3 separate regions of the Mus musculus genome follow, and all the other regions are linked to region 3. The links are chromatin loops, found by intact Hi-C in ENCODE. Cell type or tissue: gastrocnemius. All regions are shown on one strand.

Region 1 (8,000 bases), 140 kb after region 3:
CTGGGATACCCCATGCTCCCGAGCTGATAAGCCTGGCATAGTAGTTCATGCATGGGAAGGCGATTTAGGAGAATCACAGTGAGTCTGAAGCCAGCCTGGGCTAGAGAGTAAGTCCTAGGTTAGCCAGGGATAGAATGAGACCTTATCTCAAAAAATCAACCAATCAATGAATCTAGCAAGCAAAAGATCAATCAACTCCAGGCGGTAGTGGCCCATACTTTTAATCCCAGCACTTGGGAGGCTGATGCAGGTGAATCTCTGAGTTTGAGGCCAGCCTGGTCTACAGATTGAGTTCTCAGACATTGAGGGCTATACAGAGAAACCCTGTCTCAGAAAACAAAACAATAAAGAGCAATCAAACTAATGAGCAGGGACCCAAATGTCTCCATTGGGGTAAAGCTTGTTCTATAAACAGCTCCTGTCTGTTGTTCAAGAGAGCTCTCTCTGCTATGGAGATCTTGGCACATACCCTGGAGACCTTTGTTCTTGATGACTGTGGTTCTTTGGAGTCAGAGCTCTTGGGATACAGACACTTGACTGTGGAAAGCTAAAACCAACAGGTAAGGCAGGGGTTGTAAATGTTCAACATTAATCTTTGAAATCCTTCAGACCATGCACGTAGAGTAGCATGTGTGGGTTTGGGTATGTGGCCCTACACAGCAACTATATATGTAGATGCTAGCGTGCATAGACCAATTGCAAGGCACACATGCAGATAAATCCTACAGTGGTCGGTAGCACTGTAGGGAGCTGTGGATGGTGGTTTGCACATCCCAGCCAGTGGAGACACCCATACATTGAAATGAGGGGGTAGAGAATGTGATGTCAGAAGTCTTCACACTGGAAGCATCTGTGTGGGCTCTGTCACTTGCTGCTGTGTAGCCTTGCTCAGGTTCAGGGCCATGCTGTGCCTCGGTTTCATCATCTCTGAAAGAAGATACTGGGAATAATGGTGCTTAGAGCAGAGAGGGACTCAGAGTTGTCACTGGTGAGGTCAGCTGGGTTGAGAAGGAAGATTCTTCCTGATCTCTTGGCTCTTGTGGATCTTTTAAGGGTCCCGTTCTCCTGCTCCAGGTTCTGTCATGCTAGTGTGCTGTGTTTGTGGCTTTCTTGTCCTGTTGCTTTTCCTTCTGTCTGTACTCCAGCGATTTGATTACCCGGCTGTCCCTGTACGCAGCCTGTCCAGCAGCTGATGAAACACAGATGCTTGATCTCAGGATGCTGCCCCGTGCTGCGCTGTGCCGAGTCCCAAACGTATGTTCTTGGCTGAAGGGCTGAGGGCCTGGGCTGAGGGGTGGGGATCAATTAGTCAGCCCACAGAGGCCAAAGGTCTAGTCCTTGGGGTGCAGGCTCAGGCACAGTAGATCTCCACTTTGTGGATTTTGTTTTTAAATACTGTCCATGTGAATTCTTTCACTTCGGAGTTTGTTCATGAGTGTTCCGGCTAAGTGGAAATTGAAAAACATACGCTATCTTTGGGGGAAGCAAATCCAGACGTAGGGACAGGAATCTCCCTCTGAAATGTTCCTCGACAACTGAGAACAAGGATAGCAACTGCCTGGACAGGCATTTCCGTTCCTAGTATTTCCCATCCTGTTCAGGCCTCCTGCTGGGAATGTCAGCCACTGTGGCCAAAGCTGCAGGTTTCCCAAGAGAATCCAGAATTCAAGATTTGTTCCTCAGATTCTCAGGCCAGTTGCCCTGGCTTTGAAAGATTGGCTACTCACTGAAAAAGTTTCCTTTAAGCATTTTTGAGCTAAAATTGAAAAAGCTGCTAGCTTACAAGACAGGGGAGACGCCGTGCCTACACCCTGGAGCTTTGTGGGTATGGAGAGTGAGACTCAGAGAGAATGGCCTGTCTCAGGTTCCAGAGCTGGATTTCATGGTGGATGACTGGGTCCCCAGTGCAGGTCTTTCTCTTCTGTCTCTACCCAGGATGCTTCTATTGGGCTTTAGATAGAGCTTCGAGAGGCATTTCAATGCAAATGTTGTGGTCACCCAGCCCAATGTGGAGCTTGATGCATCTGTAGATGGAAGGATCCCCAGAGACTTTAAGCATGGCCTCCATCCTTGCCTGATTCAGAGAGGACAGTCGGGCATCTGTCATAGTTAGGGTTTCTATTGCTGTGATGAAACATCATGACCAAAAAGCAAGTTGGGGAGGAAAAAGTTTATTCTACTTACACTTTCACCTCACTGTTCATCACCAAAGGAAGTCAGGACAGGAACTCAAGCAGAGAGGAACCTGGATGCAGAAGCAGAGGTCATGGAGGAGTGCTAACTGGTTGCTCCCCATGGCTTGCTCATCTTACTTTCTTATAGAACCCAGGACCACCAGCTCAGGGATAGCACCACCCACCATGATCTGGGCCCTCCCCACATTGATTTTTTTTTTTTTTTTCAAGACATGGTTTCTCTGTATAGCCCTGGCTGTCCGGGAACTCACTTTGTAGACCAGGCTGGCCTCGAACTCAGAAATCTGCCTGCCTCTACCTCCCGAGTGTTGGGATCAAAGGCATGCACCACCACGCCCGGCTTTTTTTTTTTTTTTAATTTTTTTTCCACATTGATTACTAATTGAGAAAATGCCTTTACAGCTGAACCTCATAGAGGCATTTTCTCAACTAAGGCTCCTCCCATCCAATGATGCTAGCTTCTCGTTAAGCTGACAAACAAAACCAGCCAGCACAGCATCCACCAAACTGAGAAACAGAAATGCAGTTTTGAGCAAGTTTGTTCTGTCTTAGCAAAGAACAGTTGGTGTGGTTTTCCACATAGCAAGCCTTTATGGCTTCAAATATTCTGGAGCTCTTAGCAGAGCTAGGAAAATACCTTTGAGGCAAAGACAGTTTAGCTTTGACCTTGGGCCAAGAAAGTTCAGGCAGCCAGGCTCATGTTGTAGGATTGCAGGATAGTTGCTGGGGTGATCGATGATGACTTTGTCTCTGCTTAATGGTGGTCCAGCCCAGTGGTCCAGCCCATCTGCATGACTCAAAGGCTCAGAAATGAGTGCTTCTTGTTAGCAAGGTGGAAGGGGTGGCGTTTCATCCTCCAGGTCTTTCTTCTTTGCCCAGCCTGCTTGTAAAAATGAGAGCTTGATTTTTCCAAGCTGTATCATGGACCCCAGATATATCAATGCCAATTTTCTGAAGGAAACCTACTGTCGTCCGTGAGCAGTTGTCGGGCCCACAAGGGTGACTCATAAATAGTGAAGTTCCCAGAACTCACTCATCCCTGGCCAGCTAAGAAGAAGCTAAGCCAAGAGGGGTGGGGCAGGCTGCCGCATTTGAAAATAACATTGTGTGTTACAGACAAGTGTCCCCTGTTGGACAACCAGGCACTTTTAAACAGAGGAGGCTCGGCCGATCACCATGCTGGCTACCTGCTTTTATCTGGCCGATGGAGGAGTCTTCACTTTCCACACTAGCTCAGACTAAGCAAGAGACAGGTGCGGCTGCGGCTGACTTTCCTCCAGGCTGTTGGGAGTGTTTCTGACAGCAGTGCAGTGCGTATGGTGTTGTGGATGGTGGCAGGAACAACTGGTTTTTCAGGCTATTAAGAAAGTGTGATTCCCCTGGTTGTTGACCACCCATCTCCAACCCTTAAATGTCTAAAATAATCTAGAAGGCCACACAAGTCAGCATATTATTTATATTCACTTAGTGTTGTGGTGGTGGTGGTGGTGGTGGTGTGTGTGTGTGTGTGTGTGTGTGTGTGTGTGTGATTTTTTTGAGACTCCCTAAGTAGTCCTTGTTGGCCTCAGATGCACGGCAGTTTTTCTGGCTTTGCCTCTCAGGTGCTAAAACTGCAGGTGTGTGCCGCCACACCTGGCTATGTTAACTTTCATGGCTAATAAACATCATGCAGAAAATTGTGCCAGTCACTATAGCTTATTGGGTTTCATACCCCTTTTAAAAAAAAAGAATTTTATGTATGTATGTGTGTGTGTGTGTGTGTGTGTGTGTGTCCACACACACACCTGCTTGTCTGTGAGAGCGTCACATCCATGCAGGTGCCTGTGGAGGCCAGAATCTTGATTGCTGGATCTGGGTTGCTGGGAATTGAATTGCAGTCTTCATCAGGAGCAGCAGCCATTGCTTTTGTTTTAGCCAGGGTTCCTATTGCTGGGATAAAGCAATAGGACCAAAGCAACTGGGACAGATGGGTTTGTTTCATCTTACAGCCTAAAGTCCATCACTCACGGAAGCCAGAGCAGGAACTGAAGCGGAGGCCATGGCTTGCTCAACCTGATTTTTTACAAACCCCAGGGCTGCTGGGGTGGGGGTGGGGCACTACCCACAATGAGCTGGGCTTCCCACATCAATCATCAGTTAAGAAAATGCCCCACAGACTTACCAATATGTGAACTTATGAAGGCATTTTCTCAATTATCTTCCCAGATAGGCTAGGTTTATGTCAAGTCCACAGACACCAACTAGCACAGGTCTTAACTGCTGAGTCATCTCTCCAGCAGCCGATTTTGCTCTTTTTTTTTTTTTTTTTTTTTTTCTTTTTTCCGGAGCTGAGGACCGAACCCAGGGCCTTGGGCTTGCTAGGCAAGCACTTTACCACTGAGCTAAATCCCCAACCCCCGATTTTGCTCTTAACACACCTCTGCAATCAGTACAGCACTGAGAAACTATGTTAGCAGTGTTCCAGGGATTTCCCCAAGGCCCCCCTCTGTGCTTGGCAATGGCTATCCGGACATCTAGTTTTGTATAAATAAAATCACTGGGATATGGGGTCAAGGGTTTGAGCTTAAAGGATTGTAACTAGGGTGGTGGCAGGTAGCCAGGAAGGCGACTCCTGGGAGTGTCAGTGGGGAGATTCCTGTGGTGTTCAGGGCTCTCGGAGACGGAGACGTTGTTTCATTGGCTTAGACTGAGATGGCTCAGGAGGCTCATCCCTTGGCAGTGTTGAAGGTGCCAGAGTTTGGAGAGCTATCGAGGGCAGACAGGGCACTGAACTAACCATTGTCCTGGCAACCGCCTTGTCACTAATACATGAGGTTTCTTAAAGACCGATTGTTCAGGAGGTATTAAAAGCTGAGAGCTGCCGGCTAGGGGTGGAGTTTTGAGATGGAGCCAACAAGAAATGCCAGGTGTTGTTGCTGATAGAAATCTGACTATCCCCGGATACCGCCTGTCAGAGCGCAGGCTCCTGGGAGTTGGTTTTCTGATGGCTCAGAAGATGCCAGTGACAATGGAGACCAGAGGGTACAGGCTGCGTAATGAGTTTCCCGTCTGGTGGTCGGAGGTGTAGCGATTCTTTCAGGAAGGCCATTAGGGGCTTTGGGTGGGTTGTCTTAGAACAAGCGACCTCTGTCTTGAGGCAGAGCTTCTGGGGACAACCTCTTCTTGGTTCTGGACACAAACAGCTGGGAGTTTCCCCCACGGCAGGTGCGGCTTAACTTGGCTCCTCAGCGGTTGCCTCTCACATTACTCCAACCGTTAGAGTTACTCTAACACGTTAGAGTCTATTGTATGGGCTGGGCTGGCTGCAATATGGATTGAGTGGCTGAGACAAACAGAGAAAGTAACAGATTCTGCTTAAAGACGTCTCATGTATTTAGTGTTCATTCAACAATAAGTACCAACTGTCATTAGATGCTCTGGATGGCTTACCCTATAGCTATAGGGGAAATCAACTTTGTGGTATGTAGAATTACAGGTGAGATAATTATTGGCCTGAAGGCTATGTGTTACACAGCAGTCCCTCCTGATATGTGCTTATGGGTTGTGTCAAGAAGGCATATTGCATAGATGACATTTTTTGGCAAACCTGAAAGTACTTTTGTTCCAAAGACTATAGCCTTTTCCCCATGTGCCCAGAGACATGCCAGGGAAGCAGTCAGACCCTGTGTTGGGTCTCCTGCAAATATGATTCTCTTCCTTCCCCAGGTCGGAGAATAGAACTGAACAGACTTGATGCCCTGGTTCCTTCAAGTACTTGGTTTGCAGCTTCATTCTAGGCTGCCAGACTGGGGTTAGCTGACAGGCTATCAAGCACAGGTGTCCCCATGGTTGGAACACTGGAGTTAATTCAATCAGAGAACTTCCTTGGGGGTTGCTGACAGAGTAGGGTAGAGACAGGTAACAGAGACATCTCTGCTGCTGAAATTGTCTGTGTTGGCTCCTCACTCTGCCACACTACTTCCTGTCTGAGACTGGGCCAAGCTACTTAACACCCCATGCCTCAGTTTCCTCATCTGTCAAATGGGATTGACATCAGTAGCTCTGACATGGGGTTCTTACAGTCACAGTTAGGCCTGCAGCAAGTGCTTGTTGTCACTCGCGAGTACTCCTTAGTGTCCCCATCTCCCGTTTCCCAAATGCTGAAGCTGGGTGTGTTTTATAGATGAGGTACACACACCAGAAGCAGTCTCTCTTTCTTAACAGCATGGCTTAGGCTTTTGCCTTAGAGGTCTTTTGTTTTAGAAAGATCTGGGCTTCCTCTTAGATTTTTTAAAAAGAAAACCTTGGGGTGGTTGTTGAGACAAGATGTCCGTAATATGCCCCATTGCATGACCTTCTTATAACAGTCCCTCACATGGGAGTTCTACGTATGTATCATCAGAACCAGTTTTTAAAATTAATTAATTCACTTTACATTGCAATATATCTCCCCTCTCCTCCCAGTACCCATGCAAGTCCTACCCCCAGTCCACCTTCCCCTTCTCTTTGAGGACCATGTGCATCTTCTCCCTCTGAGGCCAGACAAGGCTGTCCATTTATGGGCACGAGATCCATAGGCAGGCAGGCAGGCAGGCAGGCAGGCAACAGGATCAGGGACAGACTCTACTCCAGTTGTTGGGGGACCTTCATGAAGACCAGGCTATTCATCTGCTACATATGTGGGGGGAGGGATGCCTAGGTCCAGCCTGTGCTCACTCTTTGATGATTCAGTCTCTGGGAGCCCCCAAGGGTTCAGGTTAGTTAACTCTGTTGGTCTTCTTGTGGAGTCCATGTCCTCTTCGGGTTCCTCAGTCCTCCCAATTCTTCTGTAATCCTCCCAGCTCCGTCTAATGTTTGGGTGTGAGTCTCTGCATCTCTTTCCATTGGCTGCTGGGTGAAGCCTCTCAGAGTACAGTTATGCTAGGCTCCTGTCTGCAAGCATAACGGAGTATCATTAATAGTGTCTTGCCAATGGGGTGGGTCTCAATTCAGGGCGGTCATTGGTTGAACAGTCCTTCAGTCTCTGCCCTGTCCTTGCCCTTTTCATCTTATAGGCAGGATACATTTTGGGCCAAAGGTTTTGTGGATGGGTTGCTGTCCTTATCTCTCCCCTGGGAGTCCTGCCTGGCTACAGGAAGTGGCCTCTTCAGGATCCATATCTTCCACCACTAGGAGTCTAGCTAGAGTGGCCCCCACAAACCCTCTGGGGCTTTATCCCCACCCCAGATCTATCTGGTACATCCTAAAGATCCCCCCACCTCCTCCTTCTCGCTCCCCTGCCCTCCCTACATAGGATGCACTCCCTCGTCCCCACTCCCCTCCCCAGCGCCTCTTCTTCACAGATCCACCAACCTCTGATATCTGTTTTGTTTCCCCTTCTGAGAAAGATTCAACCATCCTCCCTTGGGTCCTCCTGGTTATTTGGCTTCTTTGGTTCTGTGGAATGTAGCATGGTTGTACTTTATGGCTAATATCCACTTACCAGTGAGTACATACCATGCATATCCTTTTGGGTCTGGGTTGCCTCACTCAGGATGATATTTTCTAGTTCCATCCATTTGGCTGCGAAATTCATGCCGGCCTTGTTTTTAGTAGCTGAGTAATATTCCATTGTGTAAACAAACCACATTTTGTGTACCCGCTTGCCAATAGAGGGTCATGTAAGTTGTTTCTAGTGTCTGGCTATTATGAATAAAGCTGCCATGAACGTAGTTGAGCCAGTGTCCTTGTGAGTGCTGAAGCATCATTTGGGCATGTGCCCAGAAGCAGGACCATTTTTTGAGGAAATATAAATGTCTTTTTGTTACTCTCATATATTTATCTCAA
Region 2 (8,000 bases), 150 kb after region 3:
CAGGCACTGTCATCTACAGCCCTGGCTCAGGTCCCCAGGCCAGGACAGGGGTGGCTCCTGTCACAGCGTCTGTTCTGACAGTGAGAAACCGTGAGTCTGTCATTGTGAGAGAATGCGGAGGTAAACAGCTCCCCTATCCAAACATGAAGCTTTAGAGAGCAGTGAAGACCTGTGTGTCAATATGGCTAATGGTTCAAAATATATCACTCACTGCGGCTCTGTCCATAGGACTCACCTGCAGGGGCCTTCTGTGTTGCTCATGCCCATGTGGGAGGAGTCCAGACTGCCGTACTGAGGGAGGAGTGGGGAGGAGTGCGTGCTGTGGGTGCTTGTCCCTAGACTCAGGGAAGGCCCAGCTTTGTTTTGTTTTGTTTTGTTTTGTTTTGTTTTGTTTTGTTTTGTTTTGCAAGACTAGGTTTTTCTGTGTAGCCCTGGCTGTCCTAGTTGATCTGTTAGACCAGGTTGGCCTCGAGCTCACAGAAATCCATCTGCCTCTGCCTTCCAAGTGCAGGATGGAATTAAAGGTGTGTGCTACCACCTCCTCGAAAGGCCCATCTTTTGTGGAACCTGATGTATGCTGGCTGTGTGCAGTGTCTTCTTTAACAAAAGAGGTGCTGGATGCAATGCTTCTAGAAGCCATTGCTAAAGAAACTCGAGGGGCTTGCTTTGTAGTTGATGATAACATTGTAACCATGTGGGTAATATCTTGGGTTCACTTACCACACACCAGACGATGGGGACACGTGACAACTTTTCTCATCATCTCACGGCCACCGTATGATGCAGACATTGCTGTGAGTTGTACTTTATGGCCTAGGAAGCAAAAAGTTCAGGGTGGTTAAATCCTTGACTGAGGTCTCACAACTAATGTATTAAAGTCAGGATTCAAGCCCCTGGAGCAAAATGAAGTCTGTTCACTAGGGGTTAAGATGTCTGTGGATAGTGATCTTTTCGTTGTAATAATTGCATGCTATTACTTTCTCTTTGGTGAAGAACTGGGGTTTAGGGATATAGCTCGATGACAGAGCCCTTGCGTTATATGCATAAGACCTTGGTTTGATTCTAGTACCTTGTGGGCACACATGTATACAAAGACATTAGAGAAAGCAAAGGCCTGGTGTTTCTAGCTAAACTAGTAGAAGGATAACCTCATTAGAAAGTATTTACATTTTTTTCCTTCTTACCACAGGGGTATGTGCTCACAATGAGATAATGGGATGGACTGGTTTTTATTGTCAACTCTTGACACACTCTGCAATCACCTGGGAAGAGTCTCACTGAGGGATTGTCTAGATCACGTTAGCCTATGGGCATGTATGTGGGGGGATGGTCTTGCCTATGATAATTGAGGAGGAATGACCCAGCCCACTGTGGGTGGCTCCATTCCCTGCGTTTGGCTGCTAGACTATGAGTAGGAAACATATAGGCATTCATTTTGTACACGTTCATCCCTCTGCTCTGTGATATGAACTGCTGATACAAGTTCCTGCTGCGGTGCACTGTAACCTGGAACTGTGGGCCAAAATAAACCGGTCCTCCCTCCCCTAATTGCTTTTTATTAGGATGTTTTAGAGCAGCAACGGAAATGAAGCTAGGACAGATGTAGCGTTCCTTAGCTGTGGTTTTTTACAGTGATTTGATAAGTGGGCAGGAATGATCTGTGCTCGAGAGCATGACGCTTCAGTCAGGAGTGGACAAGAACTAAGACTGCTGTCACCAGAGTTCGGGGCCTTCCCCAACAAGTGCCCTTGAAGTTCGCTGTGGGATCTCTACCCTGCTGTCCCCTGAGGCAGAGAGGACTCTGAATTCCAAGGGGGCATAACTTCCCGTGGGTTTCCAAGTGGTCATTTCTCCTACGTGTGGAACGATGGAGCTCATTTAACTGCCTGTTCCTTGAGACAGTCTGAACTAAAATCCATACCAAGAAAACACCAACAGCTTGCTGACTGCAGCTTGGTCGTGGTCCCCAAGATTCCTGAGCATAGCCTTGTTTACTTCCTCTGGGTCTCCAAGGCCAGGAGAGCAGCACTTGACCACACGGGAGCCTGTGTCCTGGCTGGTGGGGTCAGAAGAGGTGACTCTCAGTGAGGGTTAATGTTTATAAATACTGAACGGTACCGGGTATCAGTACTAAGGCATCCTTGCCAGACGGGGTCAGTCCCGCTGGCGTGAGCTCTTGACTGTGTGCCGAGGGGCCCCTTCTGTCATGTGGCTCACAGGAAGGGTGGTTGTTTTTTTGACTGTGTTTATAAAGCCTCTGCTGACTGGGGAAACTGCAGAAGACAGCAGTGGCTTGCAGCGTTACTGACCAGTCAGAAACTGAGTCATGCTGTGCGTCCTCTTTCGTCAGAACACCAAGGTTCACTTCTTTTTCTTCCATCTCAGGCTGAGTGTGAGCAAGCCAGGGCTAGAAGAGCTTGCGCACAGCTCCCTTCGCTCTGGGTCTCACCATGTAGCTCAGGTTGGCCCAAACCAAACCCATCCTGTCTCAGCTTCCTAAGTGCTGACATGGTAGGTGTGTGTCACCACACCCGGCGGTATCATGGATGTTTTATAGGCCCCTGTGTTGCCATGGAATTTTAAAGTTAGAACTCAGAGACTCTGGGACATTGAACAAATAAAACCCTCTGATCTTCTGATCTCCCTTCTGGGGCTGAAGGGAGGAGTGACCTCCTTCCTTTCATCTCATGCTGCCTCTCTGTTGAATCAGCCAGGGGCATCTGGGGATAGAGTTAAAGCTCACAGACTCTGAGTTCCTGTGGTCCTGCCTGGGGTAGCTGTGTGGAGCCAACCCTGTCTGGAGCCCTGCAGAGCGGACCTTCTGGCCCTGTCCCTCCCCCAAGTTGTAGGGACTGCCTTTTGCCGCTTTTGCCTTTAGCTTTCTATGATAGCCCAGGCTGCCCATCTTTAGCTGGTCCTCCTTCCTCAGACTTAAGTGCTGAAGCTGCCGGCGTGTACCACTCACTCCACTTGACTATTTCCTTTAAAGGTACTGCTTCTGCCATCTGGAGGCACCCCCATTTCCTGACTCCTTGTACCCTCCATGCTGGGGAAGGAAGGCAGCTCTCCAGGGGGTCTGTTTCATAAGGGCACGGATCTGTCTCTTAAGGGAGCTGCCTTGTGGCCTGATGGCCTCTCTGAGGCCCAACCCTGGCGCGCCACACTCTAGGGACTAGTCTCCAGTATAGGAACTTCAGACCTACACAGATCCCAGTACTGTGGAGGGTTGCAGTACGGTATAAGAGTGAGGGAGAGGCGTGGCTAAAGCAGAGGACCAGAAGCTGATAGATTATGAGGGGGGCTCCGTGGGGAGGAGGGGGTTTGAAGAGAAGCAGATGCAGAAGTGTGGGAGGGCAGGTCTCTGTGGAGGCTAGAGCCCTGCAGGCGGATGATGCAGATGTTCCATATTTGTAGATCTGCAACTGGGGACGAGGAGGGATGATGTGAATGGGAGAGGAGCTGGAGCCCTCATCTTCCTATCCTCTGGTAACTCAGTTGCAGAATTGCTTCTCTGCAGGTGTGGGAGGCGGTTAATGATTGATAAAGATCAATGTTAGCCCGTCTGCATGACCCGTTTCCATTAAAAAAAAAAAAAGAGTCTTCAATGCCTGGACTAAAGGAGGCTCAGATATGTTGGTTTTTAACCAGATTTTTATCTGGAGGTCTTTGTGTTTAATCTTGGCTTCTTCTAAACTCTCATCAGAGTCTCAAATTCAAAAGCCATGCTATGAAATTTTACTCTCTCCTGCCCCCTGGTGACCGACTTTTGAATACCAACTTTGAATTCACTACTCTTCATGGCTATCTTCTTACATGCAAGGTACCACAGAGATGCCACAGTGCTTGATCACGTATTGGCCACCCAGGCCGTTCCCAGAGGGGAAGCCGTGCATCCAAAGAATGTTGCAATGAATTCTGCCGGTTTCTGGTTGTATGTTTTAGCATCTGCCACTGCTCTGATGCGCAACGCCCCAGCATTCCCAGGGCTAAGCAGAGCGCCGACATTGCCCCTCTCACCCCAGCGTTTGTAGGGTGTCTCCTCTCTGTGGTTCTGGGCTGGGGACGATGGTAGTATCCTGTTCATCATTATAAATCCAAAGGTAAAGGGAGGAGAAATTCCCTGTCTGTGTGGCATCCCTGTCCTGAGAGAATCGAGACATCTGATAAGGGGAAAGTGAGGCTTCCTCGTGAGGGAAAGCGGTGAGGTGGCTGCTGGAGCTCGTTGCCCTTCCTGGAACAATCAGAGAAACACTTGTTTTTCTACAACTAGACTCTTAAAAACAAAGCTTTTAAGATGGTTGATAGCCATCAATTTCAATAGATGGATTTCAGTGTCAATAGATAGATGTCAATTTTCAACAGGTAGGCATCAGTCTTGATACACAAGTGACAGTTTCAATGGATGTTTACTGTAAGTAACTCTTTTGGTTAACTCTCTTCGGGTCAGGGTCCATCATAGAACCACGCACATACCAGAACCGGTGAGTTCCTCTTTTCCTGACAGAATCCTGGTTATATTGCCTGCTTACCACGCCTTTCCTTGTCATTGGTTGGCATGGAATTACAGCCTCATTATCTGAGTGCCACAGTCTTTACCCTACCCCGTGAGGCCGAATCTGTTTGGTAGGACACGGCTGCTGAATGTGGCTGGGGCAGATGGGGGTACTTGACTCTATAATCATGGTGTGGTATTGGCACAGAAGCTGCTGTAAAGACCCTGGTTATAGGTGTTCAAGTTCACATGACCCAACCTTCTCTCCAGCATGTCCCACTCGCTGCCACAGGATGTTTGCACATGCCGTATCAGGCTGGGGTGCCTCTCTCCATGCCTGAAGTACTTTACATTTCAATCGTGTCATGTGAAGATTCATTTTATTTGGTCTGTTGACCAAATATATACATTTAACCCAGGTAAAAAATTTGTTTAACTCAGCAAAAAGTAACAGGGTGAGGATGAGAATCTTATTTTAAGGATGACCAAGGAATGAACACAGATACACAGACACGCACAGACATATATATACACACACACACACACATACACAAATTTATGTATGTTTGTATCATATATAAAAATATACATACATATATAATACCAGAAGATACTACAGAAAAGGGAAGACTATATTAAATACAAACTTGGATATAAACCATGCTAGTTCATTTAGGACAGTAAAACTGACCTTTGAGGCTAGGCCTGAAAAATTATTTTGCTGTGTGTCTATGCTTTGTAAGTTGATAGCCTAACTGTGCAGAGTCTGGGAACAAACCAAAAGCAAACAATGAATCAAGTAAAGTTAATCTTAGTGTTGTTTCCTGTTGCTATGATATAACACTGACAACCACACCTTAAAGGAAGGGAGGGAGGGAGGGTTTATTTGGCTCCCAGTTCTAAGTTCTGGCCATTATTGTAGGGATGTTAAGGTGGTAGATACTTGGAGCACACTGGTCATGTTCCATCCGCAGTCAAACAGAGGGCAGTGAATTACTGCATACATGCCTATGCTCAGCTTGAATTCCCCACCTAGGGAATAGTGCCACCCACAGTGGGCAGGTCTTCCCATCTCATTTAAGACGATCAAGATAATCTCCCACAGGGAGGCTAGCCTCATCTAAGTCTCTCACTGAGACCTTCTTCCCAGGTGATTCTAGAAGTTGACATGCTAACTGCGGTTCCCTTCCCTGTAAGCTGGTTCATGCTATAGATGACTAAAGTTCTGTTTTAGTTTCTAGCTTTGGGTAGTTTTCTAAGAGGCTTTATATCCTGAGTGCCCAGTACAGTGCCTGGCACAACCTGGGGGCTGGTGACTGTTTCCTGTGGGAATGGAGAAAAGGCTGAGCCCCTAAGTATTAATGGCTAGGGTGTAATTCCAGGAAAAACTTTCTATGAGGAAGTGCAGACCCAGCCATCACATCTGCGGATTTGGGGTCAGGACTGGCTGTGTGCAGAAGGGCAGCTATCACCGTGTGGAAATCCAGCAATCAGAATGGGGTTATCAAGCAGGAAGTGGGGCTTAAGAGCGAGGGGGAGCTCCGTGATTAGGGCAGAGAGCAGGGAAGGAAAGGAACTGTTGTTTCTGGCACTGCCTACATGTTGCTCTGTCATGTGAGCTGGGCTCCAGGGCCATCTTGCCCTTGATAGCCCTCTTTACAGCCTCCGCCCTCTGCCCTGAGCATCCCAGAGCAGAGCTGTGGAGTCAGCAAGATGTACTTGGGATTCACTGAGCTGAGGGACCCTTAGTAAGGGACAGGCCCTCTCTCAGCCCTGATTTCCTTATCTATAAAAACACCAAAGTCCGTGGCTCTGTTGTATTTGGAGATTTGAAGTGCACATCAGCAGTGGGCAGTCTTTGTACCCTGTACTGTGACTCTCCAACAATAACCCAAGACACCGTTTATACGCAGCAGCAGTCTTCAGCTCTGGTTCTTTAGCTGCCTGAAGACTGTGCCCAAGTTCACTCAAATACTGGAAGACTCCAGAACAGGCCAGCCAGGATCTACTGAGTCTGACCCTACATTGTCTTGTCCTCTCTGCCATTAGCCACTGTTCCTGGCCCAGACCTGCTGGGGTTTTCTGGAAGGAAATAGCAGATTGTATTTAGGGTATGGTTTGTAAAGTTTAGAGTTTAGTAGCCATGAGGACAGTCTCTTAAGATGGTGTTGGGACACTCTGGGCCTTTGGACACTTAGAGAACTCAGGCAGCTTGCTGCATCCTTCGATACATCTGGTGCTTCAGCACTCACGGGGGCATCTGTAGACGACATTCAAGTGCTCCAGAAAACAAGAGCAGCAGCAGCAAGAAAACTCCCTAAGTAAGGAAAGTCCAAATATAACCTTTTCCTATCAGTTCTGTTGAGAAATGAAATCTTTTAATTTTCAGTTCCTGTTTTATTTTGTTTACTTAAACATTTAGAACACGTTTTGTGTGTGTGTGTGTGTGTGTGTGTGTGTGTGTGTGTCTGTATCAGAGGACAGCTTTTGAGAGTCACGTCTTTCTTTGTACCTTATGTGTCTTAGGGATCTGACTCAGGTTGTCAGGGTCAGGTGTCTTTACTCACTTGTCTTGCCAGATCTCAATTCCAGTTTTTGAAAGGGCTTAGTCTGGATATACTGTTTAGACTGGCTGCTGAGCCCTTATAGAGGGGCGAGGCTCCTCCCTGCATTTCTGATGACGGCCACCAGAGGGGACTGTGCACCCACACTCTGTGCGACTTCTTAGCTTTGTCCTTGTAGAGGTAGGAGCCCTGTTCTCTCCAACCCTTAGCCCTAGAAAAGATTCACTTCTAGCTATTTCCAGTGGAACTTTGTGTTCTCCAGGAGGGGCCTCACCCCATTAAAGCTACAGTGACTGTGTTAGTATCATAACACCCAGGTCTGCCCAGCCAAGTCTTGAAGGGAGTGAATTCTCCAACATTCCTTCTTAGAGCACAAGAATCAGACAGGAGTGTGTGTGTGTGTGTGTGTGTGTGTGTGTTGTAGTAGTAGTAGTAGTAGTAGTAGTAGTACTCACAGAAGTTGCCTAGAGTCACAACATCAATTACCTGGGGTACATCCTAATCAAATCCATCCTCCAAAAACTCCCATGGGGACCTGCATCTCATCTCCCTCCCAATTCATGCCCTCCTTTTAAATTTATTTATTTGTTTGTTTATTTATTTAACCCACTGAGTCTGATTAACACTACCTATAAGCACATGAGTACTGGGGTGTGGGAAATCTATCAGTGGCCAGGCTTCTAAAGAAAAGTGGCTCTCCCTCCTCTAGCAATCATGAACTGCCAATGTGCCTCAGCTGGGGCAGAGCCCTGGGAGAACCCCCTATACATGACCCTGTCCTCCATGATGGAATTTTGGATGGACTTTATCTTGTGCAGGGTACCATAGCTGCTGCAGAGTTGTGTGAGCAGAAGCTACACCATGACCAGGGGACAGCAGTTCATGGCTCTCCTCCCTGTCCTTTGACTCTTATGTCCTTTCTGCTCCCTCTTCAGCCCCTTAAG
Region 3 (8,000 bases):
TGAATGAAAATTATTTTTGGTACTCTGTGAACGATTTCTGTACTACTTCTATGAGCTTAAAATTGTTTTGTGAAGGATTTTATTTGAAATGAACTTGAAGTATTGCTACCTTTTTAGAAAGAGAAATCCGGTCGGTCTCTGGCCCTGCATACTGCTCTCATCACTGGCCTCACGACGACACACGCATAATTTTGCAGGTACAGACTAGGAGAGTGGCCTGTACACAGACGGCTAGATTTTATGGAGAGCAGTTTGGAAGTAGTGAACAAAGTTGGAAGCTCAATGGAGGCAGTAAATGAGACTGCCTGGAGGGTCCCTGGGAAACCTTGTGAGACATTACATAATGGCAGCCAGCAGGGGTGGAAGAATTTATTATAGATTTCCACTTTAAGTGTATCTATTTATGTGCCCCGAAGGCCAGTGGAACCCTGCAAGGAAAGAAGGGGTGAGCACTTGTATGTACCCCTGCCTCCACTACACCACAGAGGTCTCCACCTGTCCATCAAGATGTGGGGGATGCAGCTCCACTGTCCCACCTGAGGCCTCCAGGCTGCTTGGTGAGGAAAGGAAGCAGCCTGCAGCAGGCACTTCCTCAGGTTTCTCAAAGCTGTTCCCTAGCGCATCAGATGTGCACCTGAGTTATCTTGTATATGAACTAGGCTCACTGCCTCGCTCTGTTTTTGCAAGCTGTTACTTTCTCCTCCACATGAAGCAAAATGTAGCTTATAGGTAGAAATGTAGAATTTCCTGGGCCACAGCCTTGGGTAGGAAGAGAACTGTCAGAGCACAGCTACCAGTCTGTGCTCCACTGCCTGGTGGGAAGCATTTCTCTCTCTCTTTTTTTTTTTAACTTGGGAATACAGAGGCCCTCTGGGGGTAGAGCTGGACACCTGGCACCTAGAGGTAGAGGCTGGAGGATATTGAATTCCAGGTCAGCCTAGGTTATATTATAACAAGTTCCAGTCTGGGATACACAGATCCTAAATGAATTAATAAAAAAATTAAAACCACAGCAGCTGGAGGTTTTCTGGTTAAGACTTTATACTGCGCTGGGCAGTGGTGGTGCACACCTTTAATCCCAGCACTTGGGAGGCAGAGGCAGGCTGATTTCTGAGTTGGAGGCCAGCCTGGTCTACAGCGTGAGTTCCAGGGCAGCCAGGACTACACAGAGAAACCCTATTTTGACTCTCCACCATCACCACCATTCTTAGCCCCTGCAACAGGCAGCTCACAGTGGCCTGTAACCCCAGTTCCAGGGAAGTCTGAAACCTCTGACCTCCACTGGCACCTGAATTCACGGGCACATACATTCTCCACCTCGATACACACACACACACACACATAACTTAAAAACAACTAATCTTAGGGGTGCTTAGGGGAATCTCAGAGGCTAAGAGCACTGGTTCTTCTTCCAGAGGACTCAGGTTCAGATCCCAGTGCACACACTGCAGCTAACAACCATCTGTAAATATGCTAGGCAGAAAATTCCAGAAAAAAAGCAATCATGCGTTTTAAAATCTGCCCTGAGTCCATTCATACAAAATAGCATGCCGTCTTCCAGGGAGGATGTCCCCATAGTCTCGAGCATTTGAATATTTGGTCTCCAGTCCTTGTTTTGGTGGGCTTAGGAGGCGTGGCCTTGTTGAGGGCTTTTGTCACTGGCTTTGAGAGTTTAAAGTCTGGTGCTACTGGGTGTCTATACTCTCTGCTATACTTGCAGGCTCAGGAGGTGAGGGTTTGGCTTTCTCCTCCCGTGTTGCTCCTTAGCTCCAAAATTATGGACCCCAACCCTTTGGAACCATAAGCCCAAATAAACTGTGTCTTCTATACACTGCCTTGATCATGGTGGATTATTATAGCAATAAAAAGTAACTAATACAGGTATCCTAGATGGAACGTTGGAATCAAAAAAGGGTATTAGTTGAAACTGAGAAAGTCGTGGGTGGGTGAGATGTCTCTCTTGCAGTCAAGCCTGATACCTGAGTTCAATTCCTGGGATCCATCTGATAAAGGGGAGAAATGACTTGCTCCTCCATGACTGTGTAGTGTAGTTGCCTGCCCTGCTACACACAAAATAAATACATTTCTTTAAGTTTAAAAGGTCCTGGAAAGGGCTGGAGAGATGGCTCAGTGACTAAGAGCATAGATTGCTCTTCCAGAGGTCCTGAGTTCAATTCCCAGCAATTCCCACATGGTGGCTCACAGCCATATGTAAGGGATCTGATGCCCTCTTCTGGTGTGTCTGAATGCAGCTACAGTGTACTTACATATATAAAGTAAATAAATCTTTTTTTTTTTTTTTAAAAGGTCTTGGAGAAAATATGAACAACCTTTTCTTTTTAGCTAATAGTCGTGGATAAGAACTGATATATTATTGGTAAAAATTCACTGTTCTAATGTAGTATATTAATAACAGAAAAGTAGGAGCAGGTAATATGGAGACTCCCTGTACTATCTTTTTTTTTTTTTTTTGAGACAGGGTTTCTCTGTGTAGTCCTGGCTGTCCTGGAACTCGCTCTGTAGACCAGGCTGGCCTCGAACTCAGAAATCCGCCTGCCTCTGCCTCCCAAGTGCTGGGATTAAAGGCGTGCGCCACCACGCCCGGCTTCCCTGTACTATCTTAATCTTTTTGTTTTTGTTTTTTGAAACAGGGTTTTTTTCTGTGTAGCCTTGGCTGTCCTGGAATTTGCTCTGTAGACCAGGCTGGCCTCGAACTAACAGAGGTCCACCTGTCTCTCCTTCCTGAGTGCTGGGATTAAAAGAATGCACCACAGCTGCTTAGCTTCTTCTTCTTCTTTTTTTTTTTTTTTTTTTTAAGATTTATTTATTATATGTAAGTACACTGTAGCTGCCCTCAGACACTCCAGAAGAGGGAGTCAGATCTCCTTATGGATGGTTGTGAGCCACCATGTGGTTGCTGGGATTTGAACTCCTGACCTTTGAAAGAGCAGTTGGGTGCTCTTACCCACTGAGCCATCTCACCAGCCGGCTGCCTAGCTCCTTAATCTTCCTACAAATCTACATTTTTCTTCCAAAAGCCTAAAACAGACTGCTGGCGCAAACTTAAGCCTGTGATCCCCACTTTCAGGAGGCAGAGGCAGAAGGCAAGACAGCTCAGGCTGGCCTTGGGCTACATCCCAAGAGCCTGGGGTGGGGAAGAGTCTTAGGCCAGGGTAGAAAGCTTGCCTAGCGTCCTGAGTCCTTACCACCACCACAAAGAAAACTAGTCTACTAACAACAACAAAAGCCTTGCAATAAATATGACCTTAAAGGGTAGAGAGAGAGGCCCGAGAGTTTGGCTCAGGGGTAGAGGGGTTTGGTTGCCCTGCACACAGAGGGGCCTTAGTTTGATCCCCAGTACTGAAAAAAAAAAAAAATCACACACACACACATCTATTACTAAGTTTAGTTTTATTTAGAACTTTAGTAGGGTTTGAGGTTTTTCCTTTTTTTAAAAAATGATTCTTGGATTCTAGTCATTAAAACCTGTGTTCAATTCATAACAACCACATTATGGCTCACAACCATCTATAATGGGAATCAGATGCCCTCTTCTGGCCTGCAGGTGTTCATGCAGATAGAATGCTCACATAAAACATAAAACAATAAAATAAAATTTAGAGAGAGAGGGAGATAAACGTGTGGGGGTATTTTAAAATCACTGATTATAACAAAAACACTGGGCCTGGATTGATTAGTAAGTTATGGAACACATCAAGGCAGGAGTGCATGTAGATTAAGGAGCCAATAACCTCATGGTTGTCTTAGTTTTTCACCAAAAGCTAGGTCATCCATCCTGACAATATCTCAGTCTGTGGCAGCTCTGAGCCTGGACAGCCTTTGCTAAGGGGACTTTGAATGCCTAGAGTTTAAAGGAGCGTGGGAGAAAAGCTCTGACTTGCAGATTCTTGCAAGGAGCAGTGTGCTTCTTGCATCTACTCAGAGAAAGCTCATCTGGAAGGGCAGTCTTCTGTGGACCTCGTGACCCCACGATGAGGACAGGTGCCTACCCACTGTGGCTGTCTTAGGGTTTTCCATTGCTGTGAAGAGACACCATGGCCAAGGCAACTCTTTTTTTTTTTTTTTTTTTTTGAGACAGGGTTTCTCTGTGTAGCCCTGGCTGTCCTGGAACTCACTCTGTAGACCAGGCTGGCCTCTAACTCAGAAATCCACCTGCCTCTGCCTTCCGAGTGCTGGGATTAAAGGTGCGCACCACCACCGCCCGTCTTGACTCAATCTTTATCTTTTTTTTCATAACTGTCGATTTGTCCATCCAGCAAGGCTATGTGACCTTATGAAAGTCAGTTCGTGGTTGTAGCCTTTATTGATTGCTTCCTACATGTTAACAGAACTCTCCCTGGATGAAGAGTCTTGTTCTTCATTTCGTCTTACTGGGAACAGCACTTTGGAGGAAGCAAATAATTTGTCCTGGGTCCCAGGAGTAAATGTAGAGACAGGATTTCCCTAGAGGCTTTATTATGACATTTCCTTGTCATTTCATTGGTAGGGTGCAAGAAGGAACTTGACATTTGAAAAGCAAGTACTTATTAAATCATTAATTTTAAAATTACTATTATTATATTCTTTGATTCGCCCCAAGTTTTTGCATGGAGAAGTCATTTGGACAAATCCTTTGGATTAAAAAAAAAAAAAAAATCCCTTAGTGCTGAACCTCCTGCTGTGTCAATCTCCGGTGGAAGCCAGAGTCTCCTGTGCATTGGGGCGGGGCCAAGACCGAAGGGCCGGGCTACAGGATCAGAACCAGGACGGAAAGCTGAGATTGAGGGCGGAACCTGGAGGAAAGAGGAGGGGCGAAGCCCGGCAGCGCATGCCCGGTGAGGGCTGCCAGCCTCGGCCGCCGCCGCTACCGCCGCCGCCCACTCGGGACTAGAGAGCGAGCTACAGGCAGCAACCTAGCGGAGACCGGCCCAACTGGGCGAGCGTACGGCCATGGCCCCGTGGCTGCAGCTCTGCTCCTTCTTCTTCACTGTCAACGCCTGTCTCAACGGCTCGCAGCTGGCAGTGGCCGCGGGCGGCTCCGGCCGCGCGAGGGGCGCGGACACCTGTGGCTGGAGGGTAAGGCGAAGGCTTCTCCGGGTTCCAGGTTACCTGGGGGCGCGCCGCGCGCACAGGTGTTCGCGCGCAGGCGAGCGGGGACCGCGGGGATCGCTGGACGCCGGATCCGCGAGCAACGGGGTTCTCAGCTTTTCTAGCCGCTCATCCTGCGTCTGGATCCCCGGGCGCGCGTCTGCAGGTCCCGGACAGGATGAAAGGGGCCGCCGACCCCTGGCTTTGTGTTGTTAATGAGGCGCGGCCGCTGGCTGGGGTCCGACTCCTGAGGGCGGGTGGCTGGGCGGAGAGGCGGGGGCCGTGCGCCCCACCCTTTGTTCCCGGCCCTCTGCCCGGGGGATTGGGATCTTCCGGGCAGTGCGCAGGACCGGTGCACTTCGGAGCCGGTGTGGGGTTCGTGCCCTGGACCTCCAGTCCACAGCTCTGCGAGGGCCCAGGGCAGCCAGGGAAGGGTGTCTGGAGTGCTAGGGAAGGATGCCCCCCCTTTCTCGCAGTTGCTTTGTTTCTTTTAGGCATCGCCGTCACCTAACTTTTACCCAATCGCCGATTCCGAACTTTTTGAGAAACAGCCTTTCGTCTAGCTAATGGTCCCCTACCCTACTCCCTACCCCCACGACCCAGCTTGAGTTGAGGATGTTTTTGTGGTCAAAGGGCAGCGAAAGTTTGCTCCGCCAGGTGTCCCAGACCTGAGACCATGGTGGCTTCCAGACTTTCTTTGGGAACTTGAAAGCCTTCTTCCCAGAGCTGAGTGTTCTTTTGATGCTGTCTAGATAGTGCGGTCCTCTGGTTTGCGGACTTTGAACCTCCCACAGAGACAAGGGTGCTGCGAGTCAGTCCACACACACCTTGAACCCTATTGTGAGAACACAGGCTTTGCACTCCAGCAACCAGGAGCTTGTTTTCCTCACCTAGAAAGAAGGAAGAGGGGGTGGGGGTGGGCGTGTTGTTACTGATTTCCCCAGGGCGCAGGGGATACACTGGGGCAGTTTACTTAGACCGACGGTGACTTACGTTTTTCGATGGAAAAGTCTGTTCAGTCTCAGTACAGACAAGACCCAGGACGCGACACCTCTTAGGGATACTTGGCTCACTTGCTTCTCTCTTAGAGGGAATCCCGGTTCAGAAAACCAGGTATGAGCCAGGCAGCTATGGTTCTTTCACGTTTCGTGAACGCCGTTACTTCTTCCCGTTTAAGTAAAACCTCACCATTTCTTACTGTGTTCCATTGCAGTAAAACATCACTGTTAGTTTTAACACATTCCAGATTTCTTTTACGGTAATCTCAACGTTGACCTATCAGTTTTTAGAAGAGTTCAGATCTGGACTGGTATCGGCTGTTGCTGCCTTCCTGTAATAGCCTAGAGTACATGCCACTTGTAAAGTTATAACACTGGGTCTAAGTGGTCTCTGAAGGAGCCGCAGCGGTGTTTGTGTTCGTTAGGAATGTATCGCTCGATGTGACATCCCCCCCCCCCCTTGATGTGGTTCATCAGGGTTATTGACATTCTTGTCCTCTTGGGACTGTCTACAGCCCTTTCCTTGAGTCCTCGTCCCCTTTCCTGGATGAGCCTGGGAGCTTCTGGGCCTTGTCCCGGATTCCAGGCACTTTCCCGCGGCCTGGCTCCTTCTGTAATTGCCTGCTTGGTACCCACCTGTGAGAGTAGGCCCAGCTTACCCACCTCCTTCACACCCATCTTTTCTGTCCCTCCCTCCCTCCCTCCCTCCCTCCCTCCCTCCCTCCCTCCCTCCCTCCCTCCCTCCCTCCCTCCGTGTTACTTAGCTTCTGATTGCTTTCACACTGCCAGGGTATGCTTGATTCTCTTCTGCCTTGGGAGCTCTCTGCTTGGCTTCACATCCAGCCCACGGGATGCCTCTTTAGGGAAACCCTCCCAGAATGCCGTGCCCTGCGTTTTACACTCAGGTCCCTTTCGCTGGTGCGCACCAGTTTTATGTGTTTTCTTTCCTTGGTGGCCCCAAAGCCAAGAAGCCCAGTAAATCTTGGTGGAGGACATGTAAACTCTGTAATCTTTGTGTAAAATCCTATATTAAATGATTTGAGAAATCAAGAGAGCCGAGGCTAGTGCTGTAATCCCAGCTACTCAGGTGCCTGGGGCAGCAGGATCAACAGTTTTGGGCCTGCCTAGACTAAAGAATGAGTGTCAGGGCTAGCCTGGGCAACTTAGAGAGACTGTCTCAAAAAGAGAAGAACGTAAAACGAGTGTTGGGGGTGTGTGATATAGCTCAGCAGTAGAACGTGCATGAAGTCTGGGTTCAGTCTGGAGGGGGTAGTGGACAGCAGTGGAGATCTCAGCACTGGGCTTCTGAGTGCTGTCTAATCTGCAGTAGGCCTTAGCATAGGCTGCGGCCCCTGAGAGCAGTGGTCCTGGCTACAGCCACCTTTAAATCGTGGGAAAATATCATCTCCTTGCTTTTTATCTTTCTAGTGCCTTAACTCCAGCATGGCTTCTTGCAGGAAGCCCTCCCTGTCCCTGCCTCAATAATTAAGATGTCCTAGAAGTTGCTTTGTCTTGGGGTTCTAGTAGGTACTAGTGTCCAGAATCTTGGGTATTTGAGTCATCTCTGCCTCTCTAACCAGGTCTGGTACTCAGCCTATGGATGTTGGGTCTGTATAAATATATATATATAAATAAGGGTCAAAGGCTGAGGCAGGAGGATAGCTGTGAGTTGAAAAAAGAAAAAGGGAAAAAAAGAAGCAAGCAAAGAAAAGTCTAGGAGGGATCATAGAACTGTAGTCCATCGGTAGCGTGCTCGCCTAGCCTAGCATCCTGCATCCTCCAGGGTCTGGAGCATTCCCCATTGCTTAGAGGGTAAGAAGATAAGAAATAAAGGGAGTGGCTTGTAGCCTTTAGTACCAGCACTCAGACTGTAGAGGTAGATCTCTGAGTTCAAGGCCAGCTTTCTCTACATAT

The links. A loop is a pair of places that touch in the nucleus more often than their neighbours do. Peaks named below come from ENCODE experiments on the same cell type or tissue, not always from the same donor. Only the 100,000 strongest peaks of a DNase experiment are listed, where the experiment ranks them.
Region 1: it touches region 3 in a loop (5-fold over the local background); 15 of 42 quality-filtered maps call a loop at or near these places.
Region 2: a loop joins it to region 3, with 5 times the contacts of the local background. A loop is called at or near these places in 15 of 42 quality-filtered maps.

The regions. Positions count from the first base shown.
Region 1 is chr14:27,170,135-27,178,134 of GRCm38, forward strand. It overlaps a transcript of Arhgef3 not described here. Among named protein-coding and RNA genes, the nearest start is that of Gm34848, 92 kb to the right of the region's middle. In gastrocnemius, no CTCF peak of the experiment used is centred here; DNase peaks (open chromatin) are centred at 1,603 and 4,796; H3K4me3 peaks cover 1,955 bases; H3K27ac peaks cover 6,040 bases.
Region 2 is chr14:27,180,036-27,188,035 of GRCm38, forward strand. It overlaps a transcript of Arhgef3 not described here. Among named protein-coding and RNA genes, the nearest start is that of Gm34848, 82 kb to the right of the region's middle. In gastrocnemius, CTCF peaks have their summits at 3,757 (motif pointing left) and 7,176 (motif pointing right); DNase peaks (open chromatin) are centred at 2,183, 2,838, 3,772 and 7,182; H3K27ac peaks cover 3,615 bases.
Region 3 is chr14:27,034,154-27,042,153 of GRCm38, forward strand. Il17rd (interleukin 17 receptor D) reads left to right here and starts at 4,848. Exons shown (of 13, transcript NM_134437.3): 1 at 4,848-5,076. The coding sequence starts at 4,951. In gastrocnemius, a CTCF peak has its summit at 3,555 (motif pointing left); DNase peaks (open chromatin) are centred at 4,832 and 5,265; H3K4me3 peaks cover 2,287 bases; H3K27ac peaks cover 2,400 bases.